Linked DNA regions of Mus musculus: region 2 is linked to region 1. A link is a loop called in an ENCODE intact Hi-C map of the cell type or tissue named here. Cell type or tissue: heart. All regions are shown on one strand. Each heading gives the region's core, and the rest is flanking DNA. Links, peaks and the distances in the headings are about the cores only. Region 1 holds the start of Katnal1 (katanin p60 subunit A-like 1). Region 2 holds the start of 5930430L01Rik (RIKEN cDNA 5930430L01 gene).

Region 1 (7,994 bases), core at 1,075-6,074:
GAGGTGTGGCCTTATTGGAGGATATGCATCACTGAGGATGGGCTTTGAGGTTAAAGGCCCACAGTGTTCCCAGTTAGCTCGCTTGCTTTCTCCCTCCCCTCCCCCCCATCCCCACTACTGCTCAAGTGCATTGCCTGCTGCCATGCTTCCAGCCACAATGGTCGAGGACTAACCCTCTGAAACTGTAAGCTAGCTCCCAGTTAAATGGTTTTGTTTATAAGTAACCTTGGTCATGGTGTTTCTTCACAGCAATAGAACAGTAACTAAGACACAAAGTAGCCAGTGAAAATAAGAAAAGGTTTCTTGGTTCTTACTCCTTCCAAGTTCCCTTCACCAGCTTTGAGAACTTTGTCTCCTTTGTGAGCTTTGCCCTTCTTGGTGTTCCTGGCTATGCCTCAGTGACTCATGGTCGATGAGACCATCCACCCCAGCCCATGAGCAGCTGTCTGTGTCTTGCTGACACCCATTCTCAAGTTTGTCCTGCTAAGTTGATTATCTGGGATCCTGGCCCTGAAAACCAAAGCAGCTAGGCATCAGAACCTTGTCTAGAGTCCTTTTCATGGCTGCAGATTGCACTACAGGCCTGGCCAGCTGCCTTGCAGAGCCCAGGGATGATCACAAGGGAAACTATAGGAGGGATGGGTGGATCAGGTGACCCTCATTCCTGCTACAAAAACATGAGTTCAGCTGGGAGCAGATTCCTATCATTTTTTCGAGGAATGGTGTGAAAATACCGGGGCCGGGGGAGACTGAGAGATGGGAAATACTGTAGAAAGAGAGGAAGAGAATGGGAGAGACCGCCTGTAGAATGTTGGGCAGGAGCAAGCTGTGGCTTCTGCTGGAGGAATGGGAGTTGGTGGAGGGGCAAAGGCGGGTGTGAGCCTACTCCAGACTTTCAGACCTTCAGAAAAAGGTGTGCTTTGCAAACAAGCAAAGAAAAGGGTGTGGAATTCAGAGGGGGGCGGGGCGGGGGAAGAAGCAGAGTTGCAGGTAAGATATGAGGAAGTCTTGAGTGCTCAGAAAAAGGACTCTGAGCTAGAAGTGACCCTGAGGCTGTGTCCCCCATGGACAGTACAGGCTTAGAGAGGACTAGGCCTCCCCACAGAGGTGAGCAGAAGGCTCGAACCAATTGGAAGGAGATCTCTGTGATGGGGAGACTCTGACAATGAAATAGCTTGCTTTTTCAACTTTTTTTTCTCTGCCCCACCTTTTGAGACAGTCTCACCTTGTAGCCCAGGTTGACCCCCAATTAGAGGTAAGTGTCCCGCCTTACTGAACCTCCCAGGTTCTGAGATTACAGGTGTGAGCCACTACCCCTGCCCCATCATGATTTATCTGTTCTTTTCTTCCTTGGTCTCTCGCACATCCCAAGCTGGCCTTTAATTCTTTAGGTAGCTGAGGTTGGTTCTGAACATTTAATCCTTGTGCTTTCATTCTCCTGAATGCTGGGTTGCAGAGCTGTGCAGCCAATCTACCTGGGTGTACCCTGTATGTGGTATAGGGGATCAAACCCATGGCTTTATGCATGCCAGGTAAGCGCTCTAACAAATAAGTTACACAGTCCTAATTTAGTTCTTTTGTTTCTTTTGTTTTGTTTTCAAAACAGGGTTTCTTTGTATAACAAGAACTGGCTGTCTTGGGACTCAATTTGTAGACCAGTCTGGCTGCTGCCTCCCAACTGCCAGGAATAAAGGCACTGACACAGTGCCCACCTTCCCTAATTTAATTTCCTAAGGCATCACACTACTTTTGAAGTATATTTACACACAACAAAATGTACAAATCATAACTGTTCTATTCCATGAGTTCTGACAGCTACAGACACTTCCCTGACCTAAACCTTTAGCGAAATATAGCACTTTTTTTTTTTTTCCCCTGAGACAGGGTTTCTCTGTGTAGCCCTGGCTGTCCTGGAACTCACTCTGTAGACCAGGCTGGCCTCGAACTCAGAAATCCGCCTGCCTCTGCCTCCCAAGTGCTGGGATGAAAGGTGTGAGCCACCCCTGTCCGGCGATATAGCACTTTTTAATCGGTACAGGACAATTTCCCCATCGGCCAATCCACCTTCAACTGCTAGTCAAATATTTTGACCTTTTTTTTTTTTTTTTTTTTTTTTTTTTTTTGGTTTTTCGAGACAGGGTTTCTCTGTATAGCCCTGGCTGTCCTGGAACTCACTTTGTAGACCAGGCTGGCCTCGAACTCAGAGATCCACCTGCCTCTGCCTCCCGAGTGCTGGGATTAAAGGCATGCGCCACCACGCCCGGCTTATATTTTGACTTTTATCACGATTGGATTAACTAGTATCTGAAAGCTACCGTGTGAGGTGCCAGACTTTTATTCTGTTTTATCATAAAAGTTTCTCTCAGGAACAGAGATAGTTCCATTTTGCAGACTAAAACGTTCAGAGCAGGTAGGTAAGGTGCCTCGGGTCATCGGCTACCAACCAGTTAGCCAAGGAGCTGTGTTAGAAGGCCAGGTTGTTAATCCAGGCCCATAGTACACTGAAGAGTGCACAAACCTCTGCATAAGACCCATTATAGCTTCGAATTCAATAGGTGGGGAGCAGTGCCATTTACGAGTTCCAGAGTCCAGAATCCTCCTGTAGGCTGTGTGCACACGCTATCTAAGCAATGGCTCGTTCTCACTCCACTCCCTGGAGGATGGCGGGAGGGGGCTGCGAGCAGCCTCCAATCCACAGAGCTGGCTCAGCAAGGTCGCCTCCTTAGAAGCCGCTCTCTGTCGCTGCACACGTCCCGCCCCGATGCCGGCCGGTGCAGCACGCCCCACCTAGGGTCTCGGGTTCCTCATCCTGTGGGGTGAGGGCTCCGTGTTCGCCACACTCGCCTCTGAGCATCCTTCCCTACTGCCCCCTTTCCCAACGCTGACTCAGCCCCACGCCCTCTCCGCAGCACTGCCGCAGCTGCCATGGCAACCGTGAGCCACCGCCTCTTCGCGCCGGCCGCGAACTAACGGACTCCGGGCGGGCGGCGGCTAACGGCGCCCCGCCTCGCCCCTCCCCGTTCCTTGACAGCCCTGACCTGCAGGATCTAAGTGGTGAGCCCGAGGGGCCGGGCTTGACAGGGAGAGCCGGGTTGCGGAGCCCAGGCGGGCAGCCCCAGTCCGCAAGACCTCGGCCGCCGGCAACAGGCCGCTCCCCCGGAGGAGAAGCGGGAGAGCCACGCAGAATGTAGCACCAGTCGCAGGGTATCATGGGTCTTGTAGTTCGGTGGCTCATCAGGCTCGCCGCCTTGGCTGGGTGATTCGGGCCGAGAACTACAAAGCCCAGCGGTCCGGAGCGCGGCGACAGACTGATAAATTGGGAGCTACTCAGATGGTGTTAAAGTGACTCTTTGTCTGCAGGGGGCTCCGGGGTGGTCGCTGGATTGGGCGCTGTGCGTCGGGCGGGGGTAGCGCAGGTGAGCCTCATTGCTGCGCTCCAGCCCCGCAGCCTCTGCACTCGCGGCCCCGCTCCATCGCCACCGCGCGGGGCCTGGGCCTCCTAGGGTGCTGCCTCTTGGTGCAGAACCGTATGTATGGCGCAAGGTCGATGCGAGACCCGACAAAGCCTTCACTAAAAGGCCTTTGCCTTTCCCTGTGAATCTCTAGGTATTTCTGCTTATTTTTCAAGTACCTCAGAGCTTTTGGCATATAAAATCCATTCATTAGCGTGTGTTCAGAGGACAGTAATATTTAAAAGGACAAGTGTGAAAGCTGATGAAGGATATTACTGTTATTTGGTGATGTCTGAATACATATACATATATATATGTTGCATGTTAGCTATTGAGGTTGAATGTCATGGAGTAATTAATGCCCCCTTCCGGCTCCACTCTTCACTTACTACCTAAATGTTGCCCACACATATTTTGGTTCTTTGAAGACTAGTTAAACTTTCAATGGCTAGTTAATTTTTGCCTTTTTCTGGAGAGTGTCTTTAGCATTTGTTTCTTTTTTCCCCAAGCACTTCCTAGAACGCACACACGAAGCTGATGGGTCTGGAGTATTTTGGGGAGGTCATAAATAACGAACTTGGTTTTATTGACTGATGAGATTTCTTAGTGGGTTTTGATGTGCTGCGATCTCACACACTTGTCTATTTCATTAAGCTTTGTTTGGTCTTTCACTCCCTTGGAAGTTTCTGTTGCTAGCTCTCCTTCATTTCTGACTTTCTCCTCTAGCCAACTTTACTAGAAATGTATTTTATTGAACTTTCTGAACAATCTCCTTTTGACTACACTGAAGTGTTCTGTATTCTGTTTCTATTTTTTAAAAATACCTGATTGATTTATGCACATTTTTCTTTGTTTTAGAGACCAGGCTTCACTGTGTAGTTTTGGCTAGCTAGAACTCACTGTGTAAACCAGGCTGTCCTGGAGCTCACCTGTCTGTCTCAGGATGCTGATATTAAGCATGGCTCAGGATGATTTCCTCTTTTTATTATGTGTAGTGAGAATTTTGGTGTTTTTTTTAAACATGGAATTTACATAGAAATATAAAAATTGTTTTTGTTTTAATCCCAGGTTTGGGATATTGGGCTGCTTCAGATTGTCCACAGCGGTTGACTGCGATTTGCCTCATGCTGTACAAGGGATGTGATTTTTGCCAACAGCCAGATAGTTTCCGTGACTGTGTGATGTTTGGAATTCTGGGGACTTTTCAGAGGGCATATAAATGCTAAGACTCCAAGAGGTGGGGTTGGTTCTTGATCACCACTTGTTAAGTAATTGTTCCTACGTAAAGAAGAAACAACAACAAGAAATTAGATATCCTGATGGCAAAGATGGAACTTGCCCCAAGAAACTTGACACCCCTAATCAGTAGGAAGTAGTCCTGGTGAGGCCCTTCGACCCCAGCCACTGGCTTGCTTACTCTGTACCACACGTATGAGGTTTGGTAGCCTGAAGCCAGCAGACTGTACGAGCATACCTTGCTTCTCAACTATAGTTCTCTGTACCTCTAGATGGTTTTATAATTTCAGGAATGTCTTTATATTTCATAAAGAAAACTCCCAGAGATGGAAGAGCTGACCAATCACGCAGACCCAAACTCAACCATCCACTTTTCGTGCTTCTCCAGGTCTGCTGCTGAGACAGACTTGGCGATTTTCTTAAGAGCCAACTCCAAGTCCCCTCAGGTGACAGGCATCTGTCCTTGGAGTTCCTCCTTGGACAGGGCCTGGATCTCTTCTGGTCTTAATCCATTGATGTGATGTCTCATTCTGTATCTCTGGAGTCACAGGCAGAGACGTCAGCAGCCATTCCTGCACCTCTTCTCACCACTTCCATTACTACAGAGTTACCACAGACATTCTATCACAAAGTTACCACAGACATTGGGAGGACTGGGTTCTGTGTGATTTCGAGATGCCACTTAGAATTCTCTCCTTCAGTTACATCCTGACGTTTCAGAAGAGGTTCAAAACCTATGCAGGAGCTGGAGAGAGAGTTCAGTTGGAATAGTGCTGGGTATGGAAGCCTGAAGACCAGGGGTTCAATTCCCATTTCTCCCCCCACCCTCCCAAATGCTGGGTATACTGGCATATGCTTGTCATCCTAGCTCTGGGGAGGTGAAAACAGAAATCCCTTGGGGGCCTGGTGGTCAGCTAGCCTAGCCTACTTGGCAAGCATAAGGACATTGAGAGACCTTGTCTCCAAAACCAGGGTGAGGTCAAGGATGGTGGTACACACATTTAGTCCAGTATCCAGAAGGTAGAAGCAGGGCGACTTCTATGAGTTTTGCAAATGTGTGACACTTGGAATTCTGGATAATCTTCAGAGGCTGTGGTGGTTTGAATAAACTTGTCCCACGGGAAAAGGCACTGTTAGGAGGTGTGGCCTTGTTGGAGTGGGAGTGGCCTTGTTAGAGGAAGCCTGTCACTGTGTAGGCAGGCATCAAGGTCCTATGTTTAGGCTCCACCCAGAGCAGAAGAGCCCTTCTTCCTAGTTGCCCATGAAACAGTCTCTGGTTGCCTTCAGAACAAGATGTAGAACTCTCAGTTCCTCCTGCACCATGCCAGCCTGGACACTGCCATGCTTCCCATCATGATGACAATGGACTGAACCTCTGAACCTGTAAGCCTGCCCCAATGAAATGTTGTCCTTATAAGAGTTGCCATGGTCATGGTGTCTCTTCACAGCAACGACACCATAACTATGACAGAGGGCATATAAATGCCAGGGCCCTGAGAGGCAGGGTTGTTGTTGCTTGTTAGTTGGTTGCAGTATGTTAAGTAGTCGTGAGAAAGGAAGGAACAAGATGACCATAGATGTCCTGATGTCGAAGATCAAACTTGCCTCAAGGAACTCAACGCCCCTCATCACCAGGAAGTAGTCTAATGATAGCATTGCCCCCTTCCCCCCTCTATTCTTTTTTCTTACCTATCCAGTGTTAGGGTGGTAAAAGGATAGAAGAAAGGGCGTGGAGAAGGGTGGAAGAAAGAAAAACCTACAAAATAGCCAAAGTCTGGCTACAATTATGTTTTTCCTTTCTGCCTCTTTGGGGTATAATCCCTCCGGCCCTCAAACGGGAGGTTCAAGCAGGCACCCACAAACTGCGACCCAGCAGGCTATTCCTGAATGACCCATGGCCAAGGGATGATCTGCTTTCTTCTAATAGTTGAAGAAAAAAGGTATTTGATAACTGATAAAAACGAAAGGAGATTCTGACTTTGGTGACTGCACATGAGTTGTGTTGGGATGCAGCCACGCCCAGTTGTCTATGTACTTGCTTGTAGCTGCCTTTCTCTGGACTGGTAGGTGTGTCAAGAGATGGAGTGACATTTGCACAGGCTTTACGAAGTGCTTGATAACACTGTCACCCGAGTCTCAGTGCCATACATGACACCTACATTATTACTGTTATCAGTGCATACTCATGTCAAAACAAGAAAAGGTGGAGAAATGCATTAGGAATTTTAACTAGGGCGCAGAGTGAGTCAGAGGATGAAGGCAGTGTGCTCACGCAGTACACAGGTCTGTGCTGAAGAGCCCGTACACACCTCTGTCAGCAGAGGAAGCACCCAACATCACATACCCAAGGTGGATAAGAAAGCAAATGCCAGAAGAACTGGACAGACTTCAGCGGGCCATCGTCCTGGAGGAGATTCTGTTCACAGAACTAAAAGATGGAAATGCGGTCAGTTTCCGAATGGCTCGTTTCTTAGCCAAGCAAGGAAATGATTGACCAGCGGGAAGCTGGATTGCAGCAGGCGCAGAATTGTGTCTGGAGAAAATAAATTTGTTTAAAATTATTAGCCTTTTGGCACGAACAGTGGCTCAAAGCGTTGAGGGCACCATTAATCAATTAAAAACCAAAGCAAATGATTTTGAGTGGTTTTCCTTGGCTCTCGAGATGGCAGCTGTTAGCAATACTGTTCAGTTGTTTACTTGAGAAGTCAATGCTGAGACTGAAGTTACTGAAAAAGAGAGTTTTAACAAACAGTTGTGTGCTGAGGGTAGCGAGGACACATGCACAGTGTTTTCAAGGCACCGAAACACCAGTTCCGTACTTAAGTCTGAGAAGTTGTATCTACATTAGAACGATGGTTGTAAACATTAGCATAGAATGGAGTGGGCTCAGGTGGACGTGGGCATGGTGCTATGAGAATGGGGTCTAGATGAAACTTGTAGTTCTCTGACGTTAATTCAAATAGTGTGTATATCTGTCCCGAGGTCAGGGTCCATGCAGGGTTAGTATTGGCCCTGGTGGAATTAGCTGTTGTCTGTGTTGACACAGCTCAGTGTCAGAGAGTAACAACAACGCCCTCCCTTGCCTTAGCCACACAGCTGCCTGATGGCTTAGCAATGGCTAGGTTGTGAGCGTAGGGTAGAGGCGGGAAGTCATCAGACTATGAGGAATTGCCCTCAGCCACTCTTACCGAACACTAAGTGGCTTTAGCCATCAGCTTTTGCTATAAACGCAACGATATTTCTTAATGAATCCACCTTACCCATTCCAAGACAGAACAGGTGCTTATATCAAAATACCGCCGTAAA
Region 2 (7,994 bases), core at 1,212-6,211, 67 kb before region 1:
CACACCGCACCCCCGGGTGCCCCTCACTTCCTCTGCATGGCTGGGCGGCCTCTCACAGCTGTGTTCCCTCATTCCACCTGCGAGTGGGGAAAAATCAATATTTTCGAGGAATGAATGGACATGTCTTTCTCTGTCAGGTGAGCCTACTTAAGGAAACAACTCAAGTCAGAAGAAATCTTGGCTACTGAAGCTTAGGATGAGCCAAGCTGGAAACACCTCCAGTCCGTGTTCGAGGCAGCAGAGGGGTCACGTGACCGGCGCACCTCCGCTTCTCCTAGGGCTTCCGTTTTGTTTTGTTTTTTCCCCCCCAAAGCTGTGGGGGTAGAATGACCCTTTCACAGGGGTCACGTAAGATAATCGGAAAACACAGATACTTATGTTACAATTCATAACAGTAGCAAAATTACAGTTATCAAAAAGCAATGAAATAATTTTCTGTGTGTGTGTGTGTGGGGGGGGGATCGCTACAACACGAGGAACGGTATAAAAGCATCACAGCATTAGGAAGGTTGAGAATCCCCCTGGCTTAGAGGTGATAGTCCATTAAGGCAGGAACCCAGAGGCAGAGCCTGAAGCAGAGACCATGATGAATGGTGAACCCAGGGCCACCTGCCTAGCAGTGAGCGGGGGTGGGGGTGGGGTGGGGGTGATATGAGGGTAGAAGCGGGAGACAGATGTGTTGCACAGTAGTAATAGAAGTCTCCCGTATCCGACCTGCCTCTTAGTTTATGAGCGAATCCTGGAGATGGCTCGATGTTAGTAGGGACAGTGCTCCAAGGCCATCCTTATCCTTATCACCAGTCCAACCTCGTCCAGGGAGCCCTGTGGAATGTTTGCGGCTTCCTGTCTTCCCTTTCCCCTTGCGCTTCCTCCGGTCTTCCTCCCTCACATTCCAGCCCAGCTCCCATGCTCACGCTTCTTCCGGATTTTTCAGAACTTTCTACAAAATCTACTAAAAGGTGAGAAAAACATGACCCATGCAGACAGACCAAGACCAGTTCTTCTCAAACCGATGACCCCTCACTGATGGCGGCAGCGGGAACAGGCCATAGCTGTGGCTGACCTTGTACCTTCCCCTTACACACTCCCATGTTTTCTTGCCAGCAGATCTCTCTCTCTCCAGTGGCCAAAAAGCTGAGGAGGGCAGGGATGCACCCACGAAGGCCTCGGGTACCATCAAACCAAAGCTAAAGGACAGGAAGATGGCATTGTGGGCTTTTCATCTCCAAGGACATTGAAGGGGTCATCTTCAAAGAACTTATCGTTCCAAAACAGGCCAAAGACTGTTTGAGATTACCAGAGGCTAGTAATATTATGTGGTAGGATATTGTCGCTATACAACTTGGTGTGTTGACATTTTATGCAGACAAGTGAGCGGCATGGAGAACATTTACACAGCTTCCTGACTGTTGTGTCCACCGGGTCTCCAGAGCCTTTTCGTCTTTCCAGTGAAGTTTCTTACCTGCCAAACACAGGTTTCTCTCCGCGCTTTCCCCTCCCTAAGCCTCCAGGCACCGCGTTCTCCTCTAGACTCCTCATAGAGGGAGAACTGTATAACAACCACAGGGAGTGATAGAGTCCATTTGCTTAGCGCGGTGTCCAGGTTCTTCCATGCTGCGCCAGAATCTTCTTCCTTGTCAAGGTTTGGTTAGCTACACCTTTCGGTTGATGTGCTACAAACAAACAAACCTACAACCAAAAGCAGCTTACGGAAGAAAGAGGTTTTGGTTGTTGTTTTGTGTTGTGTTTGTTTTGTTTGTTGTTGGTTTTCTTGCTTCGGGCTTCTGGTCCCTGAGGAACCAGAGCCCATCATGTTTAGGAGGCATGGAGATCTTGGACCACCAGCAGAGAGTGGGCCAGCCTATAAACTCCGAAACCCCACCCTCGGTGACATGTCCTCTCCAGCAAGCCTGCATGCTTTCTCAAACATCGCCACGGCTGAGGACCAGGTATTCAAATGGCTGAGCCTATTTCACTCAAACCACCACAAGGCCGGATATTTAGCATATTATATTTCCTAGCCTCACCTTGTTTCCTATCCATCCAAGAACGGGCACTTGGGATAACGCAAACGATGCTGCAAAGACCGAGCATACAGATGATCCTTTATGTCTTTTGAGGCTAGGCCCTGCTGTAGTTTGAATATGAGAAGCTCCTTCCAAAGGTCCTGTTTGGCCCAGTCAAAGCAAGGGTTTCTCTCTACACCTTTCAGCAGTAAATATGAACGGTGTTGAGATCACATCAACCACACCTGATCCCCAGGCACTTTGGGCAGGCCAGTGGGATCCTCCGCAGGCGCCTTGCAGGTTGGCTATGGAGGAGCAGGGATAGGATGCTTCCTTGGACTCTATGCTTCCTTGGACTCTCAAGCTTGAGGCACAGTTCACGCTAGAACACACCTGTCATTCTCCTAGTCCTGCTGCCAAGAGCAACCAGACCCTTATAAATGAAGGTGCATGACAGCCTCCTGAGGCTGACTTGAAGGGTCCCTAAGAAACGAGGTCGCACCTGAGCCTTCCAGCAAAGGTTGAATTCTTGTTCTCCCATGTGTTTCAGTTACCTTTCTGTTGCTATGGTAAAAATACCATAAGCAAGGCACCTTAGAGAAGGAAAAACAAAACATATTTGGGCTTCAGATTCAAGAGTCCAATAGAAGGGGGCAGAGCCCCAGGGGCAGGAGCAAGAAGCTGTGCGCTCACATCTGGAGGCACAGCACAAAGCAGACAAAGTGAGCTGCAAACGGCAGCGTGGAGTCTTTAAATCCTCCAAGCCCCTTCAGAGTGACACACTTACCCCATCCAGGCAGTACCTCCTGAACTCCAAAAGCACCATGACAAATCCATGAGCTTGTCGGGGGTGGGGGTGGGGTGGGATAGGGGGGGGAGGGGGCGGCATTCTTGTTCAAACCACCACACCGTGAGTCAGCTGGCACATCCGTGAGTCTTTCGAGCCAGTAGAGCAGGGCCCTTGGCAATGCCAGGAGAACAGAAAGGGGCCTCTCAGACTGCACTAGCTACTTCAGTCTGGGCCAGGCCAGGCCAGGCTGGGCCCTGGAGATCTCTGAAGTAAAACCCCAAGAAGGCAGGCTTGCTCTGTCTGTCTGTCTGTCTGTCTGCCTGTCTGTCTCTGGTTGTTACTCCTGCTATCGAGGCTCCTGCAGTAACAGCTAGCAGGCTGTGGAATGAATTCACCACTGAGAACTTCTTGGCCTGGGCTGGAGAAAGGGTCGCCTCAAAGGAAGAGACAGGTATGGGGACCTCCCTCAGCAGTCCCACCTGGGGAGGGCATCTGTCCTACTCAGTTGTGTGGTTTTTTTTCCCTCTCTGCCCATCTCTTGTAATTGTCAACAAGGAGAAAGCTAAACATTGCAGGGCTCCCTTTGCAGGGACGTTGGACAGTTCTAAGACGCACACAGTAAAGATATCTTGGTGGGGGGAAAGGCCCTCTGGAGGCTAATCTGCATATATTTTCATTCATATGCATGCATATAATGTCTCCTATGAAGCTTCTTCCAGACGCTGAAAATAAAAATTCAACTGTTAATATTTTACAAATTAAAGGCAGGAGGAGCCACAAAAGACCTTTTCATTTGCAGTTTAAATTTAAAACTAACCATAGAGCCTTTTTCTTTTCCCTTCCTTCTTCCCTCTCTTCCTCTCTCTGGGTTTAATCCTAAGAGCTTTAATACATGGAAGCCAAACACTCTTACTATTGTATTAGAACCTTAATACTGGGTGGGGGATAGATTGTAGGGTGGCGTTGGGGGGTGGGGGAGACGAGGACGACGACGACACAGGTTCTCATAGTGTATCCCAGGCTGGCCAGGAACTTGCTATGTAAACTAGGTTGGCTTCAAGATCACAAATTTCTATGTGCCTCTGCTTCCAGGAGTGCTGGGATTAAAAGTATATGCCTCCAAGTTCTATTATTGTACACTTTTTATAAACGTAAAAAGAACCTATTCGAGGCCTTTTCAGGGAGAAAGAAGAGAAAGGCGTGGTAAAAATCGCCTGTTGCACGGTAGTTTTATCTTTTTGCCCCAAAAGAACTAGTACAGTTTGGCAAGGTTGGGCTTTGCCTTTTGCCAAGATGCTTTTTTCTAAAGAGAAAACGAACTCTCACTTTGGAAAACAGCAAGTCCTGTTTGTTTTCTGTTCCTTTAGAAGTCAGCCCCGGAGCGGCTGGCTGGCAGCGGCGAGCACAGCTCTCTGGCGTTGTGTAACCGCCAGGCAATCACGTTGCACCCACCGCTTCCACAGGCTTGTAACTGCAATAATAAGCAGGAGCTTATTCAAAGAGGAGAAACCATCCCAGCCGGCTCCAAGTCACGTGTCCAGGTCACGTGGCCTGCCAGACAGCGAAGGCGGCTGGCAATCATTAACTAATGCTTTCTCCCAGGGAGAAAAATGCTGGCTTTAAGGAGGCCCGGACGTCAGAATTGCAATAGAAGGTATCCGGGGTGGGCGGGTGACTTTATTCTCGCTAAGTGCTTTCTAGAGGAGATGGCGGAGCCGGCAAACAGAGCCCCTCGCCCCCTGCTTTCTCTAGAACTTGCAGCCTTGCGCGGCACCTCCTGCTTTTGCAGCCCTGGGTAGCTAGGGCCACAGCATCAGCAGCCTAGGAGCCAGTGCGCCGCCCCAGCGCTGCTGGGACCTCAGAGAAGTTCTTGGTTAAAACTTAAGCGGAGAGCCAGGTTTCTGTGCCTTAAGAAATTGGTGCCAAGGGTTCCCGGAGACGATGAGAGGGAGGAGGCACGTCAGCCTGTGGGAGCTCTGGCGGAGTTTTCATGACACCTAAGTCTTGTGATTGATGAGACCGACCAGGCAGGCAGGCCTGGCAGGCGGTTTCCTTGCTCAGCCTTTGAATTTAGACATTTCTTTCTCCTTCTCTAGGCTGGGTACTGTTCCTGGGTGCTTCTAAAATCTGTGACGTAGAATTGAGTTTGATGTTAGCGTAGAAGTGAAAATAGCGAGTGGGATGGAAAGTGACCAAGCTTTGTTGGAGGGAGTGGGTACAGCACAGAGAAAGGGACTTAGGGAATAAACAAAGGAAGAAGCCCGCGCTTTTAAAACCTCAAATTTCCACTTTTCACATTGTGCAAACAGACCTTTCCCCAGTCACTGCGTAATGAAGATTCAGTCTTATGCAGATGAATCTCTGTGAGTCTGAGGCCAGCCCTGTTCATACAGCAAATTCCAGGACAGCCAGGGCTACATAGTGAGAGCCAACTCAAAAATAAATAAAAAGATGACCGGAGGTATCCGGTTACCTCTATAGCCCACCAGTTTTAAATCTACTTAGTTTACTCAATGGTTCTCCGATCCCATGAGAATACTTTTGCAACAATGCTCTAATCCCTTTTCCTTTGGGTTTGTACTCAGTAAGGAGACTTAATTATAAAAATTGATTATTCTTGAGTTCTATTTGTTGTTCCATACATGCAGTAAAATGCCATGTTTCTTAAATTCCCCAAAAGTCCGAGATGCATCTTACAAGAATGGGCTTTAATTCAATCTGTTGTCTTAGACTGATTTTAATAAAGTCATCTTAGTATGCTTTCAATTGCTTGGATAAAACACCATGACCAAAACCTACTTGTGAAGAGAGTTTGTTTCAGTTTACAGCTCTGGTCACATTATCACTGAGGGAAGTCATGTCAGGAACCTGAAGACAGGAAGCAGAGGCCATGGAGGGATGTTTCTGACGGCTTGCTCCCATGGCTTGCTCAGCCTGCTTTCTTATATCGCCTGGACCTACCTGCCTAGGAGTGACGCTGCCCACAGTGGGCTGTACCCTTCCACTTCAGTTACTAATCAAGGAAATCCCCTAAAAGGCCTGCTGATAGGCCAGTCTGATGGGGGCATTTTCTCAACTGAGCTTCCCTTATTCCAGATGACCTGAGCTGTGTCAACCTTGATGTAACAACTGGCCAGTGCACCCAAACCACTGTAGGATTCTAAGATAGTATTGAAATATTGTGGCTTTAATTGCTGATACTGGGTGGGCAAAACTGAGGTCATGATTTTATTTTATTTTATTCTAGATAAGAGTCTCATGTGATCCAGGCTGATCTCTCTGTAACTCCCAATGCTCTTCCCTCTATTTCCCAAACTCTGGGTTCATGGGCACGCATCCTTGCATCCTTGTACCTGGCCAATGTCTCATCTTAGCTGCCATTTCCCTATTATTGAGGGAATGAAAGAGGATGAAAGGAAGATTCTAGTGAAAAGAGAATATGCCATGGAAATGTGATCCAATATTTTGTATTCCTTCAGTGAGTTGAAGCATAAAAAAAAAACAAAAACAAAAACAACAACAAAAAAATCTAGAAAGCCAAAGCCTGGCGTGAAGGAAATAGAGGCCAGAGAGGACCAGGAGTCTTCCAGGCCTGGTGGAGAACAGCTTTAATCAAGCACTCACAAGGCAGGGGCATGTAGACCTCTGTGATCTCAAGACTGCTCTGGTCTGTGTAGCTAATTCCAGCTCAGCCAGGGCCACACAGTGAGACCCTGTCTTCAAAACAAAGCAAAACAAAAACCATGACAAAGGAAAACAAAAATCCCCACAAACATCAACAAAAAGAGGATCGGGAATTTAGTCCCAGCTTCAAGTCAGTTTTAGGCTAGCCTGGGCTACCTGAAACCGGGCGTCGACAAAACAAAACAACCCATCTGTTAATGCCTAATAGCAAGCTATCTGTGACAAAGGTAGACGCAGAAGTTTGTCATTCTGAGGAGCGCTGTGTATCCATCCAGGTATGACTGAACTCCACCCACGTGCAGTGTGTGGGTACCTCCTACGTCAGCTTCACATCCCCCAGTGCATCACCGTCTTGTGTACAACAGTTTGCTGTTTCGCTTGGCCTCTGACCTGGACTCCTTAATGAGCCCACAATAAGAACAGCTGCAGTTTTCTTGTTGTGGTCTTTACAGGAGGGTTGAGTGCTGAGACAGAATGCTTAGGTCCCCGGAGTGTGGACAAGTGTCCACACAGTCTGTACCTGACTTCCGTGTCTTCTACTCTGTCACCACTGGTCACAGTAAGAGCCCAAAGCTCACTGACAGAGGCTTCTTTTTGTTGTTGATAACCATCTCCGTGCAGTCCTGGCTGTACTGAAACTCACTCCGTAGACCAGGCTGGCCTCGAACTCACAGAGCTCTGCCTGCCTCTGCCTCCTGAGTGCTGGGATTAAAGGCTTGTGAGCTACCACGGCTCAGCAGAGGGTTCTATCTATAGTTGCTTCACTCAGCCTGCTTGGGCAGAAGAACATCATTGCAGAAGGGAGCCACTCACCGTGTGGCCAACCAGGAAGCAGGAGAAAAGAGGCAGCCATCTTAGGTGATTAAGAATCCTACTGTCAAGGGCTAAGAGGTGGCTCGGTGGTGTAGAACACTCGTTGCTCTTGCAGAGACCCGGATTTGATACCCAGCACATGCGTGCCGGCTCACAAACACCCATAATTCCAGTTCCAGAGGACCTGATGCCTTCTACATGATGCACATACATATATATTCAAGCAAAGCATCCGTGCACATCAATAAATAGACTAAAATCAAAAATCTCACCAGTGACGAATTGATAGCGGTGGACGGGCATATATATGAACCTGTGGCTGGGCCTGTGCACACACCTCTGGGTGGCCCTGCAGTGCGCGGGTCTGAAGTTCGGGTTTGAATAGCTTCATGGCAGATCTCCTCTAGAAACTCAATGTGTATCTTAGGGTTATTCTCAAGGGCTGGGGCTGGAGCTTGATGAGAGAGTCATGGCCTAGTTTGTGCAAAGCACTGCGTTCATTCCTGAGACACGTCCTTCCAAAATCTGGGGTTCAAACAACTTAAAGGTACTTGCGGTAAGCTCACCTGGACATCATATATGGAATAATTGTCCGTTATAAATTTCGAACAGTAAAAAAAAAGTCTCTTCTGGGATTGCAGGACTCAATCCCGGGAAGATTCCTACCTCCAGACTAACACTTGGAAGATAAAGAATGAGGG

Evidence for each region. Hi-C counts contacts between places; a loop is a spot of excess contacts. Peaks named below come from ENCODE experiments on the same cell type or tissue, not always from the same donor. Only the 100,000 strongest peaks of a DNase experiment are listed, where the experiment ranks them.
Region 2: it touches region 1 in a loop (4-fold over the local background); 3 of 42 quality-filtered maps call a loop at or near these places.

The regions. Positions count from the first base shown.
Region 1 is chr5:148,923,948-148,931,941 of GRCm38, reverse strand. It overlaps Katnal1 (katanin p60 subunit A-like 1), which reads left to right and starts at 3,295. Exons shown (of 11, transcript NM_153572.2): 1 at 3,295-3,416. Gm36446 (a long non-coding RNA gene) reads right to left here and starts at 3,130. Exons shown (of 2, transcript XR_377236.1): 1 at 3,039-3,130; 2 at 2,320-2,809. In heart, for the core only: CTCF peaks have their summits at 3,266 and 3,467; a DNase peak (open chromatin) is centred at 3,101; H3K4me3 peaks cover 2,039 bases; H3K27ac peaks cover 2,019 bases.
Region 2 is chr5:148,991,574-148,999,567 of GRCm38, reverse strand. It overlaps Gm15411 (a long non-coding RNA gene), which reads left to right. Exons shown (of 5, transcript XR_868721.2): 3 at 1-137; 4 at 1,108-3,247. It overlaps 5930430L01Rik (RIKEN cDNA 5930430L01 gene), which reads left to right and starts at 4,353. Exons shown (of 2, transcript NR_102384.1): 1 at 4,353-4,450; 2 at 6,044-7,994. In heart, for the core only: no CTCF peak of the experiment used is centred there; a DNase peak (open chromatin) is centred at 4,297; H3K4me3 peaks cover 1,614 bases; H3K27ac peaks cover 2,578 bases.